Regions from separate parts of the Mus musculus genome. Here regions 1, 2, 3 and 5 are each linked to region 4. The links are chromatin loops, found by intact Hi-C in ENCODE. Cell type or tissue: heart. All regions are shown on one strand.

What was found. A loop is a pair of places that touch in the nucleus more often than their neighbours do. Peaks named below come from ENCODE experiments on the same cell type or tissue, not always from the same donor. Only the 100,000 strongest peaks of a DNase experiment are listed, where the experiment ranks them.
Region 1: a loop joins it to region 4, with 11 times the contacts of the local background. A loop is called at or near these places in 7 of 42 quality-filtered maps.
Region 2: a loop joins it to region 4, with 2.5 times the contacts of the local background. A loop is called at or near these places in 4 of 42 quality-filtered maps.
Region 3: a loop joins it to region 4, with 2.4 times the contacts of the local background. A loop is called at or near these places in 3 of 42 quality-filtered maps.
Region 5: a loop joins it to region 4, with 4 times the contacts of the local background. A loop is called at or near these places in 3 of 42 quality-filtered maps.

Annotation. Positions count from the first base shown.
Region 1 is chr9:8,040,763-8,045,762 of GRCm38, forward strand. Cfap300 (cilia and flagella associated protein 300) reads right to left here and starts at 2,113. Exons shown (of 7, transcript NM_199017.3): 1 at 1,908-2,113; 2 at 1,647-1,728. The coding sequence starts at 2,017. In heart, no CTCF peak of the experiment used is centred here; a DNase peak (open chromatin) is centred at 2,109; H3K4me3 peaks cover 1,560 bases; H3K27ac peaks cover 1,253 bases.
Region 2 is chr9:7,996,746-8,001,745 of GRCm38, forward strand. Yap1 (yes-associated protein 1) reads right to left here. Exons shown (of 9, transcript NM_001171147.1): 2 at 4,712-4,962. Among named protein-coding and RNA genes, the nearest start is that of Yap1, 5.4 kb to the right of the region's middle. In heart, a CTCF peak has its summit at 2,711 (motif pointing left); a DNase peak (open chromatin) is centred at 4,836; H3K4me3 peaks cover 287 bases.
Region 3 is chr9:7,820,025-7,825,024 of GRCm38, forward strand. It overlaps Birc2 (baculoviral IAP repeat-containing 2), which reads right to left. Exons shown (of 8, transcript NM_007465.3): 5 at 950-1,195. Among named protein-coding and RNA genes, the nearest start is that of Birc2, 15 kb to the right of the region's middle. In heart, a CTCF peak has its summit at 2,961 (motif pointing left); no DNase peak of the experiment used is centred here.
Region 4 is chr9:8,131,725-8,136,724 of GRCm38, forward strand. Cep126 (centrosomal protein 126) reads right to left here and starts at 2,722. Exons shown (of 11, transcript NM_001045524.2): 1 at 2,374-2,722. The coding sequence starts at 2,486. In heart, no CTCF peak of the experiment used is centred here; a DNase peak (open chromatin) is centred at 2,737; H3K4me3 peaks cover 1,669 bases; H3K27ac peaks cover 919 bases.
Region 5 is chr9:7,912,493-7,917,492 of GRCm38, forward strand. No RefSeq gene overlaps it. Among named protein-coding and RNA genes, the nearest start is that of Birc3, 42 kb to the left of the region's middle. In heart, a CTCF peak has its summit at 2,074; a DNase peak (open chromatin) is centred at 2,229; H3K4me3 peaks cover 1,069 bases; H3K27ac peaks cover 1,092 bases.

The DNA.
Region 1 (5,000 bases), 91 kb before region 4:
GAAACTGTGTGTGCCTCATAAACTAGGATGAGAGCTCATTTTAACAACTTCCAAGTGGGATATAGAAAGCATTTAACAAGCATTTACTGAATAAACAGGTATATTAAATGTTATATATGGAAACAACAAAAAGTATCAAAGAAAAAAACTGGTTGTGGTGGCAGACACCTTTAGTCCCGGCACTTGGACAGGCAGATCTCTGTGAGTTTGAGGCCACCAGGGCCACACAGTGAAACTGTGTCTCAAAAATAAAAAGAAAAAGAAAATAATGTAGCATTTCAAAATTTTGATCTTAAAAATCAGTGGAGGGTCAGTACTGGTAGATTATCAAAATCTAACCATGCCTAAGACATGCCATTAGTAATAATATGGCATTAAAACCCTACCACAGGTAACAGGAAATGGACTATGAGACCAATTTGCCCTCTGTTATGGCAAACAGATTAGAAAACGTAGCTCAGAATTCATGTCCTTTCTTCAGCATCAAAGTGTGCTCAGAAAGATGGTCATTGTAGATGTTAATGTTATTCTCTTGTAGGTCAGACCTCTGATTCAGTTTGATAGGTGTCTTTAGAAGAGACAGGGTCATGACAAGGGACTAAGGGAAGCTGGCCAGGCTTCACCTGTCCAGGGTCCATGGAAGTGAACCACTCCTATCCAGAGGCAGGGACAATCGATGGATTGTTTTCCTGCTCTCCTTACTCATGGCAGTGGGTAAGAAGACTAATGTTATTTGCTGGCATTTTGGAGAGGGCCCAAGACATTCTTCCAAGGTCTCTATCTCTGGCTATTGAGGAAGCTATATTCCTAGCACACAGTGGGCCTTTAGAAAGTGACAGAGTGAATAGATTACATGTCAGCTATAAAGTCAATGCTCAGAGGAATGGCAAGGAATGACGGTCACTTCACAAAACTGAACACTTTACCTACTGTTGGGTAGGAGGCAACATTTCAAAATGGGGCTCGGTTTTAAGATGCACATAAAAATCTCACACCTTTGAATGAACTTTGCCTTCTTTAAAGAATTCCCTTCTAGCTAAAGGTTTTTTTCAAACAGGCCATTGCTCAAAACCTTTGGGAGGAAATCCTGTTTGGGTACTACTGTTACAGCTTGATGCCCACTTCTCAGGGTGAATTTGATTTTCAGAAACCAAAAGTATTTGGAGTTAAGACTAATAAAGTCCACGTAGTAGTATTTAAAAACAAGATGTGATTGTTAAAAAAAAAAAAGTCCCATTGAATTTTCAGTCAACATCGGTAACACATGCCTGTATTTCTGAACTGGGATTCGGAAGCAGGATGACTGACTGATACGAGTTGAGGCCATCGTGAATTACACAGTGACACTGTCTAAAATAACTACAGACTTGTAAAGTTATCTAAGGCAGAATTCCGAAGGTAGGTAAAAGACATTGGCAAGGTGGTTATGGTGGCACTTGGGTGGCAGGGGCAAGAGGATCCCAGTGAATGCCAGGCTAGTCTGGTCTACAGAATGAGTCGCTCTGTCAAAAAGCCCCCTAAGAAACAAAACAAAAGAAAACCCAACCTGCACTTTTTATTACTCCCAAAGTCTAAGAACATGTCATGGAGTGTTCCCAAGAACATCCAAAAGAGCGCCCCCCCCTCCCCCTTTCCCCAATACCAACCATGACAAAATCATCCTTTTGGTAGGGCTGGAACGTCTGGTCGAAGCTGAACGCCTGCGCCTGGATTCTGCCCAGCATGGACCTAGCAGAGGGGGAAGAGTCAGCGGGCCCTGGCCGGAGTTGAGGGAGCGCAGAGCCGAGTCCCGGAGCACGGACACGAACACGAACAGGGAGAGAACCCCAGGACACGAGCGCGGTGCCACGGCCCCAGCCCACCGACCTGAGCCCGCCGCATGGCCACTTCCGCCCCTCGGCCCTCACCACTGGCGGAGGCGGCTGGTGATCTCCCGGGCGCTCAGCGACGAGAAGGTTCTATGAGGCAGGAATCTGAAGTAGTAGCCGCCTCCATCCCGTGGCTCCCCAGCCGCCATCCTGCTTATGACCAGGGTAAGAAAGCAGTAGTCGTTTCCATAGTGACACAGCGGTAGGACCTGCCACCACGTTCAGGGGGAGGGGCGCCGCTCAGAGGGCGGGGCCTGGGAGAGAAGTGGGCCCCTTGGCTCAGTACGCATGCGCCATGGCATTTTGGGTCCCTGCCTTTACACTGAGGACTCTTAGCCTGGCTGTTAGGAAATGGAAGGAGGTTGCCAGTCTTTGTGTTGACAGGAACTCTTAGTTCTAGACACTGGCCAGTGACCTAATATCAAAACCTACAGTTTCAAACTGACAATTTCCTTTTGCACTAAGCAAAAGTCTAATTAAGTTGGTTTCGTTTGAAAGACAAAGGGACTGCTTAGGAACATAATCTCGTCTGTGGCTCTTTTCCTTTTGAAGTTTACATCTCAGGCAGGTTCCTGCGAGCACTACACCACAACACGCTGCTAATCAGTGTGGGATGTATGCTTACCTGCTGAAAATCTCATTCAGGAGCCAACTTGTTTTTGTTTAGGAGCTGTTTTAGGATTTAGGTGGACGAATTTTTTTACCTCTACTAACTTCATTTCCTTCTGCTTGAACCTTAAGAACCAAAAGGTCAAATAAAAGGGAGCAGGGACAGGGGGAGAAGGGGGAAGCTTCGGAAGAGGGGGACAGAGGGAGAGAGGCTTGTTATCACTGTTACTTTGTGTGCCACGAATATTATTCCACAGTTTATCCTTTTGGGTTATTACAATTTGAAGCTATTAGGAATGCAGTGGTGAACATTCTTATATAGGTTTTTTTTCCCAGTCCTCCCATTCATAAGTTTATGAATTCTTTGTTTATTTTTTGTGTATATGAGTGTTAACCTGTATGCATGTCTATGTACCACAAGGGAGCCTGGTGCTCTCAGAGGCCAGAGGAGAGCATCAGATCCCTAAGGACAGTTGTGAGCTGTCCTGTGGATACTGAGAACCCCTGTCCACTGCAAGAACAGAGAGAGCTCTTAACCGCTGAGCCATGTCTCTAAGCCTCTCATAAGTGTTTTTGTAAAGGAAACAAAATTTTATTGTAAGATTCTTAGGATTTCTATTGCCTCAATGAAGCACTATAGCCAAAAGGTATGTTGGGTAGGAAAGGGCTTATTTGACTTACATTTTCATATCATTGCTCATTGTCAAAGAAGTCAGGAAAGGAACTCACACAGGGTAGGCTGATGGAATCGATGGCTATGGAAGGGGCTGCTTACTGGCTTACTCATCCTGCTTTCTTATAATGCTCAGGACCATCAGCCCAGATGGCGCCACCCACAGTGGACTGGGTCCTCCCCCATCAATCACTAAATAAGAAACTTCCCTGTTATCAGATCTTATGGTGGCATTTTCTTAACTGAGATTTCCTCATCTCAGATGATTTTAGCTTGTGCTAAGTTGACATAAAACTATCCAGCTCCTTGTCACAACCGACTCCTTGTCACAACCGACTCCTTGTCACAATCGACTCCTTGTCACAACTGACTCCTTGTCACAATCGACTCCTTGTCACAACTGACTCCTTGTCACAACTGACTCCTTGTCACAATCGACTCCTTGTCACAATTGACTCCTTGTCACAATCGACTCCTTGTCACAACTGACTCCTTGTCACAACCGACTCCTTGTCACAACTGACTCCTTGTCACAATCGACTCCTTGTCAGCTTGACATGCAAGCACACTACTATTAAGTCACACCCTTTTCTTTCTCATTCACCCTCAAAAAACATCACATTAAAAACATAAAAAAATTTAAGCCGGGCATGGTGGCACACGCCTTTAATCCCAGCACTTGGGAGGCAGAGGCAGGCGGATTTCTGAGTTCAAGGACAGCCTGGTCTACAAAGTGAGTTCCAGGACAGCCAGGGCTACACAGAGAAACCCTGTCTTGAAAAACAAACAAACAAACAAACAAACAACAAAACCAACCAAATAGATATATAATTTTAAATTCAACAATCCTTACAAATGTAAACACATTAAAATTAATTATCTTTAAAGTAGCCATTGTCTTTTAAAATTCAAAGTCCTTAAAAATTCTAACTCAACTATGGGCTCCTGTAAAATCAAAAATAAATACTTTCTTACTTCAAGAGGGAAGAATCAGGGAACAGTCAGAATGAAATCAAAGCAAAACCATAGTCCAAAGGTGTAAATATCTCAGTATGCAATGTCTGGGATTCACTGCAATCTTCTGGGTTTCTCCAAGGGACTTGGGTCATTTTTCCACCATCTCCATCACACACAGCTTTTCTTCTGACTTTATTCCACTGTTGCTGCTACTTTTGGTCATCATCCCATTGAACCAGTTTTTCCAAATTCTGGAGTCTGCTGCAACCGGGCTGCACTTTCACCTATAGCCTCTCATAGGCTCTCTTCTTGGTGCCAAGGCTCAGATTCTTTGCATGACTCCTTCAATCCAGGGTCTTCAACGACTGAGATTGCACCTTCACCAATGGCCTCTCTTGGTCTCTCATACTGCCAAGCCTCAGCTGATCTCCATGACTGCTTCATCCCTTCAAAATACATGCTACCTGGATCACTCTTGTCAGCTGCCAGCATGAGGGACAACCTTGTTTGCCTCTGGTACATAATTACTGTGTGCTGACTGTCAGGAAACACTACAGATTTCACCTTAGCACCATTGGTCTCGTCTTAATTGGTGCTAATTTTTAGTTCTAGCTGACCAGCATCCAGTATCCCAGCAAAGCAAAAGTGGTTTTGGTATCTTGTTAACCATAGCTGATTCTTTCAGTCCCAGCTATCCAGAACCACAGGGTAATAATAATAATAATAATAATAATAATAATAATAATAATAAAGGACCTGATAGAGTCTTTAAACTTCCCTCTGAAACTTCACAAGTTAGGCCTGTTAGTATGCAGGCCACTCTAGTTTGTTCTCTCTCTCTCTCTCTCTCTCTCTCTCTCTCTGTCCCCCCCCCTCCTCTCTCTCTGCACATG
Region 2 (5,000 bases), 130 kb before region 4:
AGCTAAGCTAAATGCTGAGCAACTCGCAAAAAATCTGAGAAAATAACCCTTTGAAATGATGGAATGAGATACTCTAGTTAATAACTTGTACATACTTTTAAAAAAGCCATTCAAAACCTTAATCCATTTAATTTATCCTTTCTATCTTACCTATTTTTTTTTGAGCAGAGTGAATTTTTTTTTTTTTAAGACAGGGTCTCTTCATGCAGCCTGGCCCCAAACTCAGACATCCACCTGTTTCCCTGTTTCTACTGGGTACGCTACGGTAGCTGGTTCCTAGCTTTTTTTTCCAAAATTGACCATTACTCTGTATTGGTGAGAGATGAGAGACAGTGAGAGACACTAAAAATGTGGCCCTGTGGAGATCAGTCAACTCTGGGGAGATGTTTCTCCTCCTACCTTGGATCTAGAAATTGAAGTCAGATCATTAGTTTGCTGAACATGGATTTTATCCGCCAAACCATCTCACTGCCTTTATCTGCACCTCCCACCACATTCTGCCCTAGGTGGCCTGGAAAGCTTGAGCAATCTCGGGCCTTATGCTTGCTGTAGCAGAACTATATATTCCCATCCTCTACAATACTGTACAACTTTCAACAAAACACAGCCCTAAGAACTTTGAATCTCAAAGACTATAAACACTAGAACTGGTTCTATTCAGAAAATCTCTCACACACACACACACACACACACACACACATCTTTTTAAAACTATTAGAGCCGGGCATGGTGGCACACGCCTTTAATCCCAGCACTCGGGAGGCAGAGGCAGGTGGATTTCTGAGTTCGAGGCCAGCCTGATCTACAAAGTTAAGTTCCAGGACAGCCAGGGCTATAGAGAAAAACCCTGTCTCAAAAAAAAAACCAAACCAAAACAAAACAAAACAAAAAAACCAAAAAAACAAAAAAAACAACAACAACAAAAAAAACAAAACAAAAAAACCTATTAGAACATTATTAAAACATTGTATATGTACAAATGTATTAAATTACTGGATCACATCTGGCACATCAAATTCCGACGCCTCCGTGGTACACAGTTTACAATATGTTCTTTATACTGGCAATGGTTACAAGGTACCAGATTCAATAAAATAGACTGAAAAGTAGAAGCACCCCTTGTAACCAAAGATATTATAGAATGCTAATTCAGGAAGTTATTCAGCAGCTTATAAAAGAAATAGGAAGTTGTTGACCAACTACTTGAAGAACTATTTCCTACAGGAAAACCTGCAGAAGTGCTGAGCTATAAAGGGAATTGATTCTTTTAAAATCAAAACTTAAGATGAAATTAGTTTCAAACAGTAAGTCATTAAGTTCAGTGGCCAAGATGTAATATCTACAAAGACTGAGCCTTTTCAGGCACAGCATCATGTCCAGAGTCTAGGTTCCTGTCCAGAATGAAGGTGCCTGAATGATAGATCCACCCCTATCATTTCCAATATAAAGTCCAAGTCTTTAGATCTCACTGACCTAGGGTGGGTTTTAACACCAATCACAGCAATTAGACAGATGGCCGTGAAACTGGAGGATGGGCCAAGTGACTTCCAAACTCATTCATCTATAGTCACAAGGCAACAATTAGCTGTTCCCTAGTCAACAATTCTCCCAGATCTCTCAAATGACATCATCTTGCCAGCTTGGACCATTTGGGGTTAGAATTCTTCCTGCCAAGTACAAATCTCAAGAAAGGCCATACTTTGTAACTTAAAAGTTAGTTCCAATAAGTACCTGAAAAGATAAAGGGAAGGGTCACTTAGTTTTCATGGCTGGAATGAGCTCAAGTTCAGAAGGTAGTCCAGCTCTTCATCCCACAGCTGGGCAGGAGTCTCCTTCTGAAATGTTATTACAGCTACTGCTTATGCATCTCTGGGTGCACATGCGTGTGAATATGGACACATCACAGCAGTCCCTTCCTTCCATCACATGGGACTTTATAAGAACCTCAAACAAAAGTAAAGTATTCTAAAAACGAAGATAGCTACTTGGCACCAAAAGCTGTTGTCTCCTACTCAGTCAGGAAGATGTTAACATGCATCCATTCGGTGCCTAACAGCTCCTTATGGCAACTACACTTAACACCAGTGAAAGCAGCTGAAAGAGAAAAAGTTCTGCTTCACATCGATTTTCCAAACCGCATACTGTTGACAAAGCAACTACCAAGACTACACTAGACATCTAATTCTCAGAGGTCTCCACGTGATCTTTATCAGATCCAGTGACTCAGTTCACCTGCTGTCAGGTCACCCCTCAGGCCAAAGCCTTCTACTTCAGAGCACAGTGTGAAAAGGCTCTGCAGAACCAAAGGCCCATTCATTTATCACAGACTTCCACTGGCAACCTCAGAAACAGTGTTTCCTCACTTCCTGCTGTGTTTGCTTCTTCTATAGAAGTCAGAGTTTAACCTACTTTACCTTCTTTCCAGCAGCCTTGAAAAAGAGTGAGGGTTGCAGAGTGGGGAGATGGAGCCAGTATGCAGTAACTACACAAATCCATCTACAAAGCAATTACTTTTTGTGGAAAGAATCATCCAAAGTTCTTAAAAGCAAGAATCTACAATGAGGCTTACTACAGCTCCAAAAAAATGACCGCTCACTCAAATAATGAAAATGTAGGGCTGGCGAGATGGCTCAATGGGTAAGAGCACTGACTGCTGGTCCTGAGTTCAAATCCCAGCAACCACATGGTGGCTCACAACCACCTGTAATGAGATCTGATGCCCTCTTCTGGTGTGTCGGAAGACAGCTACAGTGTACTTACATATAATAAATAATAAATCTTTTAAAAAAATGCAGATGTCAACAAACAAGCAATTTTAAGAAAACACAAACGAGTAAAACCAGCATAAACGCTCTTTAGCTAAACGCTCACAGCCGCAGCCACAACTGAAGGCCTGCAGGCTATTAAGCTGTTTAAAACCTCCCCAGGTCAGCATGGGACCCAGCAGGGAGGAGTTCAGCAAGCCTTTCTTTTTCTCCCTAACAACCTGGTTTGTTTCCCCTCCCTTCCCCTTCAGGACTATCTCTCACAGCCAGCCTCTCTTCCAAGTCATTTACTTCGGAGGCTGTTTAAAGCAGGACCGGTCTGGCTCCTGTGGGTCCCTGTGGATGAGTTTACCAGGCTCGTGTGTACTTCCCAGTCTCTGGCCCTTTATTGTTCTCCTTGAAACCTGATCCTTTGACATGGGTACCAGCACATCAGGAAAGGTTTTTAAAAAAGACAAAGTTACAGGGTGCAAAATAGCAACAACAACAAAACAAACAAACAAACAAACAAACAAACAAGGGTGGAGGTGGGGTCCCTTTCCAAAATCAAGATCAAATCTCTTCCAGTCCCCCTGATATCTATCCTGAGTCTGTATCCTTACATTATAAAGTAGTAATAAGCAAAGTGGGGCATCTTGTACAAGCCTTTAAGCTCAGCACTTGGGAGGCAGAGGCAGGACAATCTGAGTTTGAGACTAACCTGGTCTACAGAGCAAGTTCCAGAGAAACCCTGCCTGGAAAACCAAAATTAAACACAAAGTATCAGCAACTCACTCAAGATAATCAACTGAAAATAGAGATCCAGTCAGGGGTGGGAGAGGCTGGAGGGAGGGGTGTCACACACGAAACAAGGTTGTCACTGGGGTCCGATCCAATAACCGCTACATTTCCCATGGATAGTCAGACAAATCTGAATCAAATGAGCGCTGTTCGTCACTGCATTATCTCAACCCAGTTAACCAATTCTAATAACAATACAATAATCTTCAGTCTGTAACAACCAGTCAGGGATACTTTGTACACTCTTAATTTAAATAAGCTCTAGAAAATTAGTTTTACTTCCAATGTCAAAAGTAGAGGGGATAAAATTTAATTTTGTCCTTTTCAGATGAATGTAATTTTGCATTTTGTTGTGGAGTGGGAGTGGGCCTTAGTAACGAGGAAGTTTTGCTTACATTTTCCCAGAGCAGACACTGCTTTTGAAGGCAAAGTGTGTCACCTCATGATTGGAGGCCAAACCTGACAACTAATGTTTTCTTCACATTTTGAGGGGAAAATCTGTTAAATGACATCAAAAATATTGCTAAAGTATTTGTTGTTTCACAATTTAAGGACTGTAACGTCATCTCTTCCCTAAGTCCCTATATTCCCTTCTCTACCAATCATTTATGCTGAAAGAATGCACAAGGTCCTGGTTTAAAGCCCCCCCCCCACCACCACCACCACACACACACACACACACACACACACACAGAAACAGATGGACACAAACATGGGGGGCACACAAAAGAGATAATAGAACACATGTCTATGCCAGGTTTGGTGGTTTGTTTTGTTTTGTTTTGTGCCAGGCTAATTAGCAAATCTGGTACAAATTCAAAATGAAATTATCTCATTTTGCCACAAAAGTCTGCAAAAAGGCTCTGAACTAAGAATAAATCAGGCTTTCAAGATATGACCAACCCTAAAGAGAGAGAGTGAGAGAGACAGAGTGTGCATATGTGTGTGTGTGTATGTGTGTGTGTGTGTGTATAGAGAGAGACACACACAGAGCGAGTGAGCTGGGGTGCAGCTCAATGATAAAGTATGCTGGTTTACCATTTATAAGGCTGAGTTCCATGTTTAGCAACAGCAAAGTAATAAATAATTGAATACTGTTTTGAAAAAGACAATAAATGAATAAAGCCACTCCCACACTGCCTCTTCCCAGCGCTGTCTTCACTTACTTTAAGAAGTATCTTTGACCAGAAGATGTCTTGGCCATCTCCCAGCCTGCTGGCAGTGGTACATCATCAGGGATCTCAAAGGAGGACTGCCGGAGATGCTGAGCTGCAGGGGCAGCGGCAGGGCCAGAGACAACGCCACTGGCTGTGAGTGTCCCAGGAGAAACGGCACCCAGCTGCAGGGAGGCTGGAGAGGAGTGAGCTCGAACATGCTGTGGAGTCAGAGCTCCCGCAGTACCTGCATCAGTACTGGCCTATCAGGAATAGCAAAATGAAAATTAACAATAGAGAC
Region 3 (5,000 bases), 310 kb before region 4:
TGGAACTCAAGGTTTGTGAATGCCAACCAAAGACCCATCAATCAAGCTACATCTTCAGCCTAGAGCAATATTCCTTCTCAGACTCCATGCATTCTACAGAACTACAGCACTCAAGAGTGTAAGCTTCATGTCACGATGGACTCTGCCTGGCTCCCAGGCAAGTCTAGCCACTTAATAGCCATGTGTCCCCCTGCTATGTACACCTCAGTTTCCTGATCTGAAGTATGAATAATAGCATCTTCCTCAAAGAGTTAAACAAAATGCACATAAACCATGTTGTACAATACCTCACACATAGCACATAGCCTGCTTTATCCTTTTTTAAATCTAAATTTATAGTTTTTAAAAATGAATCCAGCTTATTCATAAGAAATTACCTCACTTCAGAGGGCAGAATTGAAACATAAGTCTGTTTCAATCCAGAAGTTAGAATTTTAAACGTTTTGTGATACGGTCATATAATAAGGCTGTAGTGAACTAGTCCTATCTCTTTTTTAATATTTTCCCCCCTTGGTGGGGTCTTCAGAGGGGGTCAGATCCTCAGGAACTAGAGTAATAGGTGGTTGTGAGACACTGGACTCTACTTAGGCAATAGGAACCAAACTCAGGTCCTTTACAAGAGCAGCCAAAGCTCTTAACCACTGAGATGACCTCCAGTCCCTTAAGTCATGCTTTTTTTCAGTTTTAGCTATGTATAAAGAAATGAAATATACCTCAAAAATAGTTTATTGTAAATCTGTGTATGGTGGCATATATGTATAACCCCAGCACTTTGGAGGTGGGGGCAGGAACCTCAGGGGAGTTCTAGTACAGCACTAGCTACAGACTGAATTTGAGGTTAGCCTGAGCTTGGCAAAAAGAGATAGTTTAGAAATGCCCAGGGGCAGAGGGTGTTAATGATGCTGCATGCAACACGTAATTGAAAACCTGTGGCCACCAACGTGGATACCTGATGCCATCTCTTCAGTCTGTCTTTCCTTCTCCTCTTCTCTTCTCTCATCTTCAGCATTCAAAAGTACTGAGACAATATCATTGACGGTCCTGTAGTTCTCACCAGTGGCCAGGATCTGCCGCTGAACCGTCTGTCTCACCAGGCTCCTACTGAAGCCCATTTCCAAGGCTGCTTTAACCACAGGCGTGCTCATCATGACGACATCTTCCGAACTTTCTCCAGGGCCAAAATGCACCACTGTCTCTAAAAAAATTTGCTAATATTAAACTCCACAAATTTAAACTATGGAAAGTAATGCCTGTGGCACCTTTATTTTTCATATCCTGGTAAGGGAGACATATCATGTGCATCAATTAAATTAACTTCAATACAATTTGAACTTTGGATAGTGTACTATGTATCTAAAAATTACTACCTACCTACAGTATATACATCCTAGATATAAACTTAAAATAAAAATCTCTTGGCAATTTGCTTAGGAGTCTGATTGTTAAAAAACAAAACAACAACAAAAAAACTCCAACAGTATTGTTGGGATGGCTCAGTGGTAAAGGTACTTACTGCCAAGCCTGACAGCCTAAGTTCAATTCACAGAATCCATGGGGGGTGGGGGAGGGGGGGGAGAACTAATTCGTAAAGTTGCCCTCTTTTTTTAAGAAAATAGTTTATTTGCTTTTATGGCACTGGGTTTTGGTTGCATTTGTCTGTGTGAAGGTGTCAGCTGCCCTAGAACTGGAGCCACAGGCAGCTGTGAGCTGCTGTAGGTGTTGGGCATTGAGCCTAGGCCCACTGGAAGAGCACCCAGTACTCAAAACTGCTAAGCATCTAGCCGGGCGTGGTGGCGCACGCCTTTAATCCCAGCACTCGGGAGGCAGAGGCAGGCAGATTTCTGAGTTCGAGGCCAGCCTGGTCTACAAAGTGAGTTCCAGGATAACCAGGGCTACACAGAGAAACCCTGTCTTGAAAAACCAAAAAAAGAAAAAAGAAACAACTGCTGAGCATCTCTCCAGTGCCCAAGGGTGCACTCTTAACCTCTATCCACACATTGTAGCGTGTGCACCCACACATACACTATAGTTTTTCCTCAAAAATCAGGTAGGCAAGATGGCTCATGGCTAAGTGTTTGCTGCACAAGTCCACCCAAATTTAATTCCTGAAACCCACAGGAAAGGACTGACTCCTAAAATAATTGTGTCTCCATGTCTTTATATCTGTGTGTGTGTCTCTCTCTCATGTACATACACACACAGACACACACACACACACACACACACAAACACACACACATGAAAAAATTTTAAAGTATCTCCCCAAAAGAGTTTAATATACATTCATTTTTTAAAATCAATGTACCACAAAAATACAGCTATGAGAAATTACCTTCCAGCAGGAAAGGAGGGCAAATATAAAGCTCAGTAGGAACTGGACATGTGACAGCAAAGACAAAGCTTCCCTGACACTCATAAGCAAGATCTAAATAAGCTACCACTTCAAAAACCAGCAAACAGTAGGGAAGAAGGTTAAGATGGGGGTACAACCTTGGCAGAATGCTTAGAATACACTGAATTAAAAATGGGGGTGTGGCCTAGGTGGAGGGCTTGTCTTCCACTCTAGCAAGCATGCATACATCTCTTCCCCACCCCTATAAAAAGATGAGGTGTGGGTGTGGGGCCTAGCACACATGAAGCACCTGGGTTGGAGTTATACCAATGGATATGTATCAGACTTGAATGATGAATAACGTCTAAACAGGTATATAAGTGAGGCAGAGAAAACAAGGATGGGCAGCATAAAGATGTAATAAAAACACAAATAAGCAAAACTACTGTTATTCTGAATGGAGGTTTTAAAGATGAAAATACGAGGTGACAAATGCAGGAAATGGGAGGCCATAGGGACACGGATGGAAGCATTCTCTGCTAACAGGGTCAGTGCAAGCTCATACTGTGCTTCTGTGACATTACAGCTGTACTTTTCCAAGATACTTTACTGCCATCCACTGGAAACTCATACAATCAACACACAAAAGTGTGTAGAGAGCAAATGTGGTCAAAAATATGTTAATCCTCAACACCTCATCCAGAAAGTAACATTTAAAAATAAATAAAACCCTAAAACTGAAACGATAAAGTAAGCAACAGGAACATGTGAAAGAGAACAGCAAGACTAGCCTTCACCAGCACAAGAGCTTAACACAGTCAAGAAATAAAGATGGTGGCAGACGGCAGGGACAGTAGTCATGGTATATACAGCTTTGTGAGGAGTGTCCACATCACCCTAAGTTTGCCAGAATATTGTAGGAGGAACTTAAGCAGAGAGCTATTCCAAAGGTAACTGGTGATGCTGCACAGATGGATTTGGGATCAGGAACAACTGGTCTACAAGATAGACCAGGGTAGCATGGACTAAGAGACAGTATCAGGACATGCTGTGAAGGCAGAGCATTTCTCAGGAGATAGCCCAGTTGGTTCTGTAACTGGGTGTTATGAACTGAGATGGGGAAGGTCAGAGAAAAACATCTGAAGAATGAAATCAGAGGAAACCTAGTGCTTTGACATATTTGCTGAGACAGCTATTGTAGCCCAAACTGGAAGCACCTCTAAGATTTACACAGGTAATTGAACATTCCAGCCTGGACTGCATCTGACCTGAGCATAATAAAGTACACTCGTTTAGTAGTCTACCACGTAGGAATATGAAAAAGGAACTAGCAGCAGAAACGGTTCAAAATCATCCTAACAAACTGGAAAAACACCTAAAAGAGTGGCGTCAGGGAAGTCCCCAAAGCTGGTGTGTAGAGGACAAAAGCTCAGTGTGCGGCAGCGTGCTTCCATCAGCCCTGCCCTGTGGCAGAGGAGCAGGAGCATCCCAAGCTCAGGGCCAGCTGAGGATGTGCCCAGAAGGATTCACTCCAGCAGTTTCCAGTGACTCTTGTCATTATCAAAGCAACATTTCCAGATTAGCAGGAGGTGACATAATCCAGTGGACAAGGCCAGGTGAGGTGGCCTGTAATACCTGTAATACGGTGCTCAGAGCCTTAGGCCAGAGGATCCAAAGTTCAAAGCCAGCCGGGGGCATATTATAAGACCCTGTATGAAAAATGAATGAAAAAAGAAAGGAGGGGAAATATGAGAAGAAGGGAAGAAAGAAGAACAGAGTCAAGTGGTTCTAAGAGAAAGAAAGAAGTTCTCTTCGCTCTCCTACTTTCTCTGTGCTGTCCTATGAATGGGGAAAGAAGTACAAAAGCACTTCCCAGGCAAGCCAGAATTTGATCCCCAGAACCCAAGAGAAGACTGATTCCTGAAGTTGTCTTCTGATCTCTACATGTGTACTGTGAAACACATCTAGATATACACCATACACGCACAATCTCTCATATATTCCTTTAAAAATAATTTTATAAATTAAAAGCAGCAATCTATAAAGAAACAATGTGCAACAATCATTATGAAGATAGGTGTCTTAGTCAGGGTTTCTATTCCTGCACAAACATCATGACCAAGAAGCAAGTTGGGGAGGAAAGGGTTTATTCTGCTTACATTTCCATACTGCTGTTGATCACCAAAGGATGCAGGACTGGAACTCAAGCAGGTCAGGAAGCAGGAGCTGATGCAGAGGCCATGGAGGGATGTTCTTTACTGGCTTGCCTCCCCTGGCTTGCTCAGCCTGCTCTCTTATAAAACCCAAGACTACCAGCCCAGAGATTGTCCCACCCACAAGGGGCCTTTCCCCCTTGATCACTAATTGAGAAAATGCCTTACAGTTTGATCTCATGGAGGCATTTCCTCAACTGAAGCTCCTTTCTCTGTGATAACTCCAGCTGTGTCAAGTTGACACAAAACTAGCCAGTACAATAGGCAAAGAGATTTTATAAGGAAAACAAAAGCAAGATGTATAGCATGGTGCAGCGTGGCACAGAGTGCTCTGGGTTCCAGCCTACATTAACACTGACTAAGAGCAGCTGTCTACTACTTCACCCTGTCCAGTTCCTTATACAGGCAGTTACCACATACTGAGGTACTCCTTCCTCTCACACATGACCCCAGTG
Region 4 (5,000 bases):
TCAATACAAACTCAAAGACACACATGTAATATTTTTAAAGGTGCCTTCTGAAGGTTTTATAAACATGATATAAAAGGGAAGGAAATATGGGTTTTAACTTTATTAGGATCAGACTTCAAGAAGATGATTAGCTTTTAAAAGTCACAAGCCATCAGTAGAGGTAAATACAACTTTCTCCTTTCAAGAAAACATTGTAGGAAGGACAAGCTTAACTTACTTTGTGTCAGTTGACAAGGGCAGGGGAGACTGCATCAGATGGGAACTATTTTCTTCAATATGTTTAAAATCTTATCCCAAGAACATACAGAAAAATTACAAGTGTAATAATGTCCTGACACCAATATATTTCCAAATTTATCCAGATAATCCTACTACATATAAAATCTAGTTCCTATATTAGCATATATACTATATGGCATATATAGTAGAACAGTATGATCTTGCTTACTACACTATAATGTTTCTGTCTTTCTATCATCTAAAAAAATGGTATAGAAGTTTTTAGATAGATGCTTAATTTTTTTTTGCATTATCAAAACAATTTACCCTAACATCTACTCCAAAGAATGTAGTTTTTATATAGTTAATATTACAAAATAAAGAATATTATGGGCATCCACTTCCTCATTTAGTCTTTCTCCAATTAGGTTATCAACCCAAGTAGCTATCATACAATGCATTCTCCTTGTCAGATCTAGTCAAACATCTTCCTACTGCCTCCACTTAAAACTCTTTCACCGTCTCTTAGAACTTTGACTACAGCCATTCTTTTAAATTTTGTCTCCTTACTCCTACTTGCTCTGCTTAATGTTCTTATCACATAAATTAAAAAAATGGTATGTCATTAACGAAAATAACAGGGGAGAGGGATGCTTTGTCACGAGCCATTTCCTTACATCCTGATTTAGAGACAAATTAGAATAATGTAGTAAGAGTTCAGTGTATAAAAAGTTACAATGCCAGACAAGTGGAGCCTTTAATCCCAGCACTCTGGAGGTAGAGTTCAAGGCCAGCCTGGTCTACAGATCGAGTTCTGAGACAGCCAGGGCCACCAGCGTCAACCCCCCCCACCCAAAAAAAAAAAAAACACAATGTCAAAGGTGAAGAGCTGAATTCATAAGGCAGAGTACTTCAGAGTACACTTTAAGAAGACAGTTTGTGGGGCTGGTGAGATGGCTCAGTGGGTAAGAGCACCCGACTGCTCTTCTGAAGGTCCGGAGTTCAAATCCCAGCAACCACATGGTGGCTCACAACCATCTGTAACAAGATCTGACTCCCTCTTCTGGAGTGTCTGAAGACAGCTACAGTGTACTTACATATAATAAATAAATAAATCTTTAAAAAAAAAAAAAAAAGAAGACAGTTTGTGGAAGCAGCAAGAGGAATGACAAGAAGACAAAAGCTAGCAGCTGCTACTGCCTAGGCTACTGTTCAGAACTCAGAATGACCCAGGGATGGAAGACAAGTTCCTGAGGAGAGAGTATTTGGGCATTAACGGAGCCCTAACGTACCTGCATTCTTAGAGCCCAGAGGAGGGTCAGCCGAAGAGGAGACCCTTGATGAAAACTCATGATTTGCTGTTAAAACTGTTAAGAGCATATCCTAGCAGAAGGTGGGACCTAGGGCTGAGGAAGTGGAGGGAGGCTGGTAGTGGTGGAAGGGACTCCATTTCCTGAGAAAAACATGAGCAAACATCATCACCACCAGCCAGTCTTCTGAGACTATGAAGGGTAAATTCTAATTATCATAATGTTCTCTGGAAGAATAAACCCGCTTTATGTACTTAAAAAACAAAGCGTATTGACATTTCCACAATGTTTATGTTACCAATAGTAACATCAAATTGAAATTCAACGATTTCTCATGGAAAATCAGAAATAATCCAGATTGTCAAGATTCGTGCCCCCTGCTTTTCCTTTCGTCTGTGTGACAACAGAGTGGACAGAGATGGGATACAAAATGATCAGAACGAACTAGGGTTCTCCAGCTCTGGGAAGGGTGTGCGGCTAACAAGTAAAACGGAACAGCCCACGATTTTAGCCTCGGGCAATTTCTCTTTCTAAGGAGCAGGACTAAGACGTCTCTGTAAGTAAAGGGTGTAACGCTGTAATTCAAAAAGGCGAATCTTCGCCCGTCCAATACAGGACCGATGCATTTAAAAATCCACAAAAATCTGACAGCCAAGTCGAAGTGCGGGGGTGGGAAGGAGGGGGAAGAGGTCACAAAGTAGGAGACAAAAGTGTAACTTCAGGTCGGGGTGGGGTGGGGTGGGGTGGGGTGAGAACTGCTAAAGCAAATATCCGCACTGAAAATGACTTGCCAGTTTCCATGCCCTTGCCTGCGTGCTCCAGGGGGAGGGCGTGGAAAGGATACAGGTAAGCGCCGGGTCGCGGCCGACCGCCGCCGTCACGGGCGCCCGGCGCGTCTGGGGGTCCGGCGCCCACGCCTGCGCCTGCGCTCTGGGCTCCGGGCCTGCCCGCCAGCATCCTTCACCTCAGCGCCGTCCGCATGGCCGCTCGGCCTCCCTCGTCCTCTCCTCGGCGCTCCGGGCAGTGCGTCTCCCAGGTCTCGCGTCACGGGCGTCGCAGGCTCGGCTGCGGCAATCCTGGCTTCGCAGCGGCCCCGGCGACAGTGGCGACGGCAGCGGCGAGGGCGGCGACCTCGCAGGGCGACGGCGGAGGTGGCGGCCGCGACCCCGCCGCAGCCATCTTGACAACCAACCGACGCCGCGTCCTTCGCGACGGAAACTAGGCGGAACGCGGGGCGGGGCTGCGAGGGGGAAGCGGCCAATGAGGGGCCGGCTCGCTCAAAGGGGCGGCCGAGGCGAGCTGAGGTAAACTGCGGCGAGCCGAGGTTAAACCAAGTTAAATGGAAGCAAGCTAAGGAAAGCAAGCTAAGTACACTGAAGCACACCGAGGTGAGACAAAGTAAGCCAAGGTAAACTGAGGTAAACAGAAGTTGAAATAAACGGAGGCAAGCGGAATTAAACGGGTATGCTGAGATGAGATGAGGTAAACTGAGGCAAGCTGCGCTTAAACTTAATTAAGCAGAGGGAAGCTGAGGTAAACTGAGGTACACCGCGGTGTGATGAGATAACTTGAGGTGAGCTGAGGTTTAACTGAATTACTCAATCAAGCTTAAGCAAACTGAGATTACACCTAATTAAGCAGAGAGAAATTGACACAAGTGGAGGTACACTGAGGTAAGATGATGCAAGCTGAGGTTAAAGCGAGTTACCATTTACGAAGGTAAAATGAGGTAAGCTGAGTTATACTGACTTAACTAAAGTAAACTGAGGTGAATTGAGGTTAAACTGAGATGAAGTAAACTGAGGCAAGTTAGGGCAAGTTGAGTTGGGCAGATGACTCGCAGTTGTGAGAGAGCATAGCTGAACTGTACTTTAGAGCTTGATTCGGCTCTTCCCTTTTCTGAGTGTTTTCTTGAGAGTATTAACAGATGAAAGACAGTGAATGGAAAATTCCTAGATACGGGCAAATATTACAGACAGCCTGGAAATGATTATTTGGGGCATAATTTGTTAGGTATGGAATCCTGTGGTGAACTTTTAGATGGTGAGACCTTTCCCATTATCACTCTTTTCAAAACTACTTTCCCTTGTAGAGGTGAAAGGAAGAGGAGGAGGAAGAGGAAGAGGAGGGAGAAGAGGAGAAAAAGAAAGATAAAAAAGCTTTGCAAAGTGGAAATTTTCTTTCCTCACTTGCTCTCATCCATTTCTTGATACTTAGGTCATTTTCTCTCTGCTGTCCCACTTCAAAAGATCGTTATGGTCCTTGATTGGCTGCCAGAATCTGCAAATGGACCATCACAGCAAAAATGGCCTGAAAAGAAGTCCAGATTTAGCTTAATAATCTCCTGGGAAGGTATGCCAAAAGAGATCTGTGTATTGAAATGGCTTCTGTATAGAAAATTAAACAGTTTTGAGCCACTAGGTTAATGGCTATATAAATGAAAATCTGGACCAAAACTGGGCCTTTTTGTTGGAGCCCAGTGTAAAATCACAAAATTTGACTGGATGTTAGATTTACATTTTATTTTTGTGTATAAAAATTTCCAAATTGCTAGCAGAATGTACAAACCAAATAAAGATCACTCACCCACCATTCAACTTTGTGAACTTAAAGCAATTCAAATAATAAACTTTCCAATTGAAACTGTTTAAAACTGGCTATTTTAATAATGGAGATATAATAATTCAAGTTGGAATGTGTTCAGGGGACTGAACTTTTTATTGTGCTACAAGTCCAGTTTTGATTTTAAATGTAAAGTGCTTATCTTATTCAATATCATGCCACAAGGACAAAACAAAGCATAATCCTAATGAAGAAAGGAAATTATGCTTGGACAACTAGCTATGTTGGCATCGTTTTGAATGCCCTAGCCATAAGCATTGACCTTGATTCTATTCCCAATGCTATCATTAGAACTCGGTCTCACCAGGAGTAGTTTGAACCTTAGCAAAGTAGGGCACTGCAAAAGGCAAAGAAAACTGAGAAGGTTGTGGTTGTTATGTGCATTTTAGCTTTCCTCAAAGTTTTGCTTAGATTGTATTATTTAGTAAATGGAAAACACAAGCCACATAACTGTATTTTTGCATGATATATTAATTACTATTAAAAGCCATGGTTTCATATCAAGATGGTGTCCTTGTAATCCCAGCACTTGGGAGATAGGGACAGGAGGATCAGTAAAATTCAAGATCATCTTCATCTACATAGTGTATTTGACACTGGTCTAATACCTGGAAACCTGTCTAAAAAAACCCACAAAGAAAAAAAGAAGCATGATTTATTAATCATTTACAAATGCTTGTTCATAGAATTATTTTTCATTTAAGTTTTGCTTTACAAAGCTAACTAAAAATAAAAGAAAAAAATTAACTTAAGGTTACTATCTATTTTTAAGTTACAGGTTTGTTGACTTCTAATTCTTTATCTTCAAAATATTAAGCAGGTTTCTATATCCTATTTAACAGATTTAAT
Region 5 (5,000 bases), 220 kb before region 4:
TACCATCAAGGTGGGAGCTTGGCAGTAACCAGGTAGGCATGGCTCAGGCAGAGCTGAGAGTTCTACATCTTCATCCAAAGACTGCTAGTGGAAGACTGACTTCCAGGCACCTAGGGTGAGGATCTTATGCCCACACCCACAGTGACACACCTACTCCAACCAGGTCACACCTATTCCAACAAGGCCACACCTCCAAATGGTGCCACTCCCTGGCCCAAGAATATACAAACCACACCCACTCTCTCTTTGAAAAAAATTCATTTCAATGCCTGGGACATCGGCTCCATAGTCAGTTAGTGTAAATGAGCTAAAAAATTGTATCACTTGTGTGTAAATTAGAGAAATTATTTTTTCTCATTCACTCTACAACAAAAGGTGCTAAAAACCCAACAAAGAGAACCAAGAAGATGGCTTAACCAGGAAAACATCATAATAGCATGAGCACATGAGTAAACAGTCAGGTTTAATGGTGTGTATCTGAAACTTCAGTGCTGGGGAGTGGGGACAGAGGCAGATCCCAGAGCTCTTTGGCCAGCTGGCCTTGCCAAATCTGAGCTTCAGGTTCCATGTACACATCTGCACTCACTGACCAATGGATTTAAATGGGAACAAAAGTATTAATTATTAGCTAATCCTGAAAACGGCTGTTTCAAAAGCAGCATGTGAGGGTGTATGGTGCATCATTGAAGTAAGAGCATCTCAACTCACCTATCATCTAACAGAATGCCCAGGAGAGGCCTAACTATGCTAGCTTGCTTAGGGCTTCTAATCCAAGCCAGCCTGCTAGTCCAGGCCTGTGGCAGCTTCCTACTGCAAAGTCTGATAACACTTCCCATGGCCTCCTAGCTTTCTGAGCCTAGGAACACGACAAGCTGAAGAGAGTGGGGGAAAAAAAGTCTACAAATGGGGTAGTTCAAGGAAGAAAGTATAAAGATTTTTGTTTATGCTAAGAACTAAGGTTTACTTTTGGATTTAACATCTTAAGGTTATAGAGGAGCCATTAAAGCCAAACTCAGTCCTCAATATAGGGGAGAACTGACCATCTCATTAGTATCTGAGAATTTAGAATTATATAGTCTTACCTCAAATTTTTCCATTTGCTTTTTGAGATGCCAGAGGAAGTCATGTGACTCTTAGGTAGTATGCTAATGACTGTTTTATTTAGTACGGGGTGGGGGCTGTGGGGGTGGGGGGAGGATATCACATTACTTTAAAAATGCCAGATTCCGGGCTATGTTTTTGTGGTTTTATAAAGTAGGTAGTAGTCTTAGTAGCTGGATCAGGCCTTGCATATCCATATGACATCTAAGCAGGGAGATCTCAAAAACCTTCCTTAAAATCAGACCCTCTAAGACCCTCAGAGACCTCTTTCTGCTTCAGAATAACAATCCACAGTAAACGGTATTTACCATGCTTGTTTGCAAGGAGACCCAAACACACACACACACACACACACACACACACACACACACACACACACGCGCGCGCGCGCGCGCGCGCGCGCGATTCAGGCAAGTGGGTGGTTCCTGTTTGCATTCCCAGCATTTGAATTGGGATTGTCATGACTCTGATACAATGTGAATTGTCTTAATGAAATGAAACAAGATAAAGCTCTATGGCCCACATGCTATTATTTAGGTAGGTCTTTGTTCACAATCAGGCCTTTTCCAACTTCATTGTCTTCTTGATTCTTCATGGAAGGGCTTCTGTGTCAATTTGAGAACGGATTAGGCACAGGTTGGGGCGCGGCCAGAGTTCCCGCACCCTCCCATCAGTCCTGCCAGTTGCTTCCTCTAGGTGTACTTGTCTGACTCCTTACTGGACAGTAAGCCTGTGTAGTTTTCTGGCTGTTCGATCCGCAATTTTGGAAACAAGTGGATCCTTTGAGCCAATTGTTGATTCTGGAAGTATGTGGAAAAAAATAAACTAGCACTAATAAGTACCTGGCAGGGCTATGCATAAAGACAAACTAGATTATTTTTTCAGTCATCAAACAGCTGCACAAGGTAAGGATCAAATTAACCTCATTCTATGCGCAAGGGACACAAAAGCGGAATTACAGAAGTCTCAGGTCATTACTATGCCCTTCCCATAGCCAGGAGGAGCTCTACCGAGCTGGCCAGACGACTGGGCTGCTGAGGCCCTGCGCATGCGTAGTGCACAGGATTCCCCACCCCCCCTTCCCCCGGCACTTCAGGATGCCCCGCCCATACAGAACAGGGCCGCAGAGCAGAGCCTCCCGCAGGAAGGATTGACACAGAAGTCTTGCCCAGGCATACGGGAAATGCTATGAGAAACCAGGAAACTAGTCACAGTAGCCAGGAGGCATGGCAAAAAGTCACCCATAAATCTGAGCATGACTGTTTCCTCTCTATAGATGCCAAGCTGACAGACCTAGGTGCTGGAAGTGACTTCTCACTTATGGCAGAGGATGACTGTAAAACTCTAACCTTCCAGGGCAAGTTTTTTTTTTTTTTTTTTTTCCCTAGAATATTCACATGAGGTTTATTGAGAGAAAGAAGGGCAAGGTGGCAGTAGAAAGAGAGGAGGGGGGAGAGAGATCAAGGGAACATTTCTTTATAAATGGATGGTGAAATAGTCACAGGTAAAGGTGGGAGGTGAGGCAAGTGAATTCTGGGAATATGGTGGCTGTTGCCTTGACAACAGGTGTGTGGGTTGCGCCTATGCGATGTCACGGGTTTCGGAGGTCCTTAGAACAACATACCTCCTTTTTATTATTATAAAGAGAAGGCCGGGCAGGAAAAACCAAAAAGAAAAAAAAGATAAAGAGAAGAAAAGAAAGGGGGGGGGATGAGGGCGTCGCGTCTCTTAAGCTGCTTCCTGATGTCTAGGGGCGTCGTCAATTTTGGGGTGTAGCTGACTTTCACCATCGGGATCCACTTGGTAAACATTCACATCAGGTTCCTCTGTGGACAGAGTATCTTCTGTAGGCAGCAGCTGGTAATCCTGTAATAAGAGCTGATTAATAGTTTGATTAGAATTTTTTTGTATTTGTTGTTGGAGGAATGTAGAAACAAGATTAATGAGGCAGGGAGTGGATAAAAACACCAGGAGGATGACTAGAAAAGGCATTACAAAAGGAAGGATCCACTCCCATAGACGGTTTTTTAAAATCCCAGAACTGGAGGTCTCAGGTTGCCTTAAGTTTTTTGTTTTTGTTTTTTGATTTTTTTTTTTTTGAGATTTATTTATTTAGTTTATGTGAGTACACCGTAGCTGTTTTCAGACACACCACAAGAGGGCATCTGATCCCATTACAGATGGTTGTGAGCCACCATGTGGTTGCTGGGAATTGAACTCAGGACCTCTGGAAGAGCAGTCAGTGCTCTTAACTTCTGAGCCATCTCTCCAGCCCTCCCTGAAGTTCTTTATCTCTGTCTCCTGGATTTTCTCACTGTCTCGGATTGGTTGATATAGAAACAGCATTCTTCAAGGAGGAACAGGCAAAGTCCATCTTCTTTAGCTATCAGGACCTCTAGCCCCCATTGGTTCTGAAGCACCATGGCTGCTAAAGAATCCATCTGTTTCTGGATAGTGAGCACAGTTGCAGTCATTTCTTTAAGATTGTTTTCAAACTGGGAAGTGAATGTATTACATTGGGTCATCGAAGTCGTTATCCCTGCAGTTCCAGTACCAAAACCTATGGCTATTCCCATAGCGACCAAGAGTGGCACGACCTGAACTGCCCTCTTATGCTGGGCAGCTATCAGATCTACAGCTGGGATTGGCAGAGGTTCGTTTCCCTGGATTACTCCTAGTTCAGGGAAAAGGAGTACCAACGTGCAAACTCCTGACCAGCTGGAGGGTAGGCATTCTATGAGGGTGTGGTAAGGTATGGGGGAAGGGGACGTCTCAGTGGGCCCATGCTGAGGCATCCCTGCCCTGAGCGACCATGTACACGATGGTACAGTATAGAGTTTATTTAGGGCATGGGGAGGGGAGTTAGGAGAGTAGTAGAGGCAGAGAAAGGCAGAGAGAGGGAGTAGAGAAGTAGAGGCCAGCTATGACCACGTGGAAAGAGGGGAGAAGTGAATGGGGACAGAGGGGGACCAAGAGAGCAAGAGGCAAGAGAAACGCAAGAGTAAGAGAGAGACGAGGGGACAAGAAGCCCCTTTTATAGTGGGCCAGGCCTACCTGGCTCTTGCCAGGTTACTGTAGGGGTGGAGTCCAGACAGAATACCAACAGCAATTCCATGGGATTTGACCCCCGCAGGCACCTGGCATACATGTGGTATACTCTTATACACAGGTGAAACTTTTTGATTATGAATGAAAGCATTATATTAACATATATTAGCAATGGGCCTCTTGGGCTCTTGATTTTAGTTGAGCCTAACTGACCTTAAAATAGATTGTATCAGGAGAAATGCAACACTCCCTCACATAGAGCTCACTTATCTCTTGTCTACGCTAGACGGAGGCTTCTTGAACTTTCCTGCCTCCGACCCCACATGACTGTGAGATTGTACCAAACCCAGGCATATGGTATATAGACTAAGTATGCAAACCAAACATTTGCCATAATAAATCATAAAGATATTTACTTCCAGCAATGCTGTGGTGTACATAGACTTTTGCTGCTAATTAAAGATGAAACAAGTAAGCATCCTTATAATGTGTTCGCTTATTTTTTCATGAAGAATTGAATCCAAGCTGAGTATTTCCTACTCTACCTATAGAACACAATCAACATTTCTCTTAAGTTGACCCATATTTTAATTTTGTAGTTGTTAATCCTGAGAATGCTATTTTGCATCAATACATAGTACAAAATGATAACAGTAAGTTTGGGTCTATTTCAGAAATTGTTGGAAAATATGTCCTAGTCTCAAACAACAACTTATTGAATAGTTTTAAGAAACTCAAGTCAGCAGCTCAAAAAGAAGCTTTTAAGATCAAATATTCAAACACTACAAAAGCTAAAGACATATTAATAAGATGATTACATTCTGAGAAATGATGGTAGAAAAATATCCAAA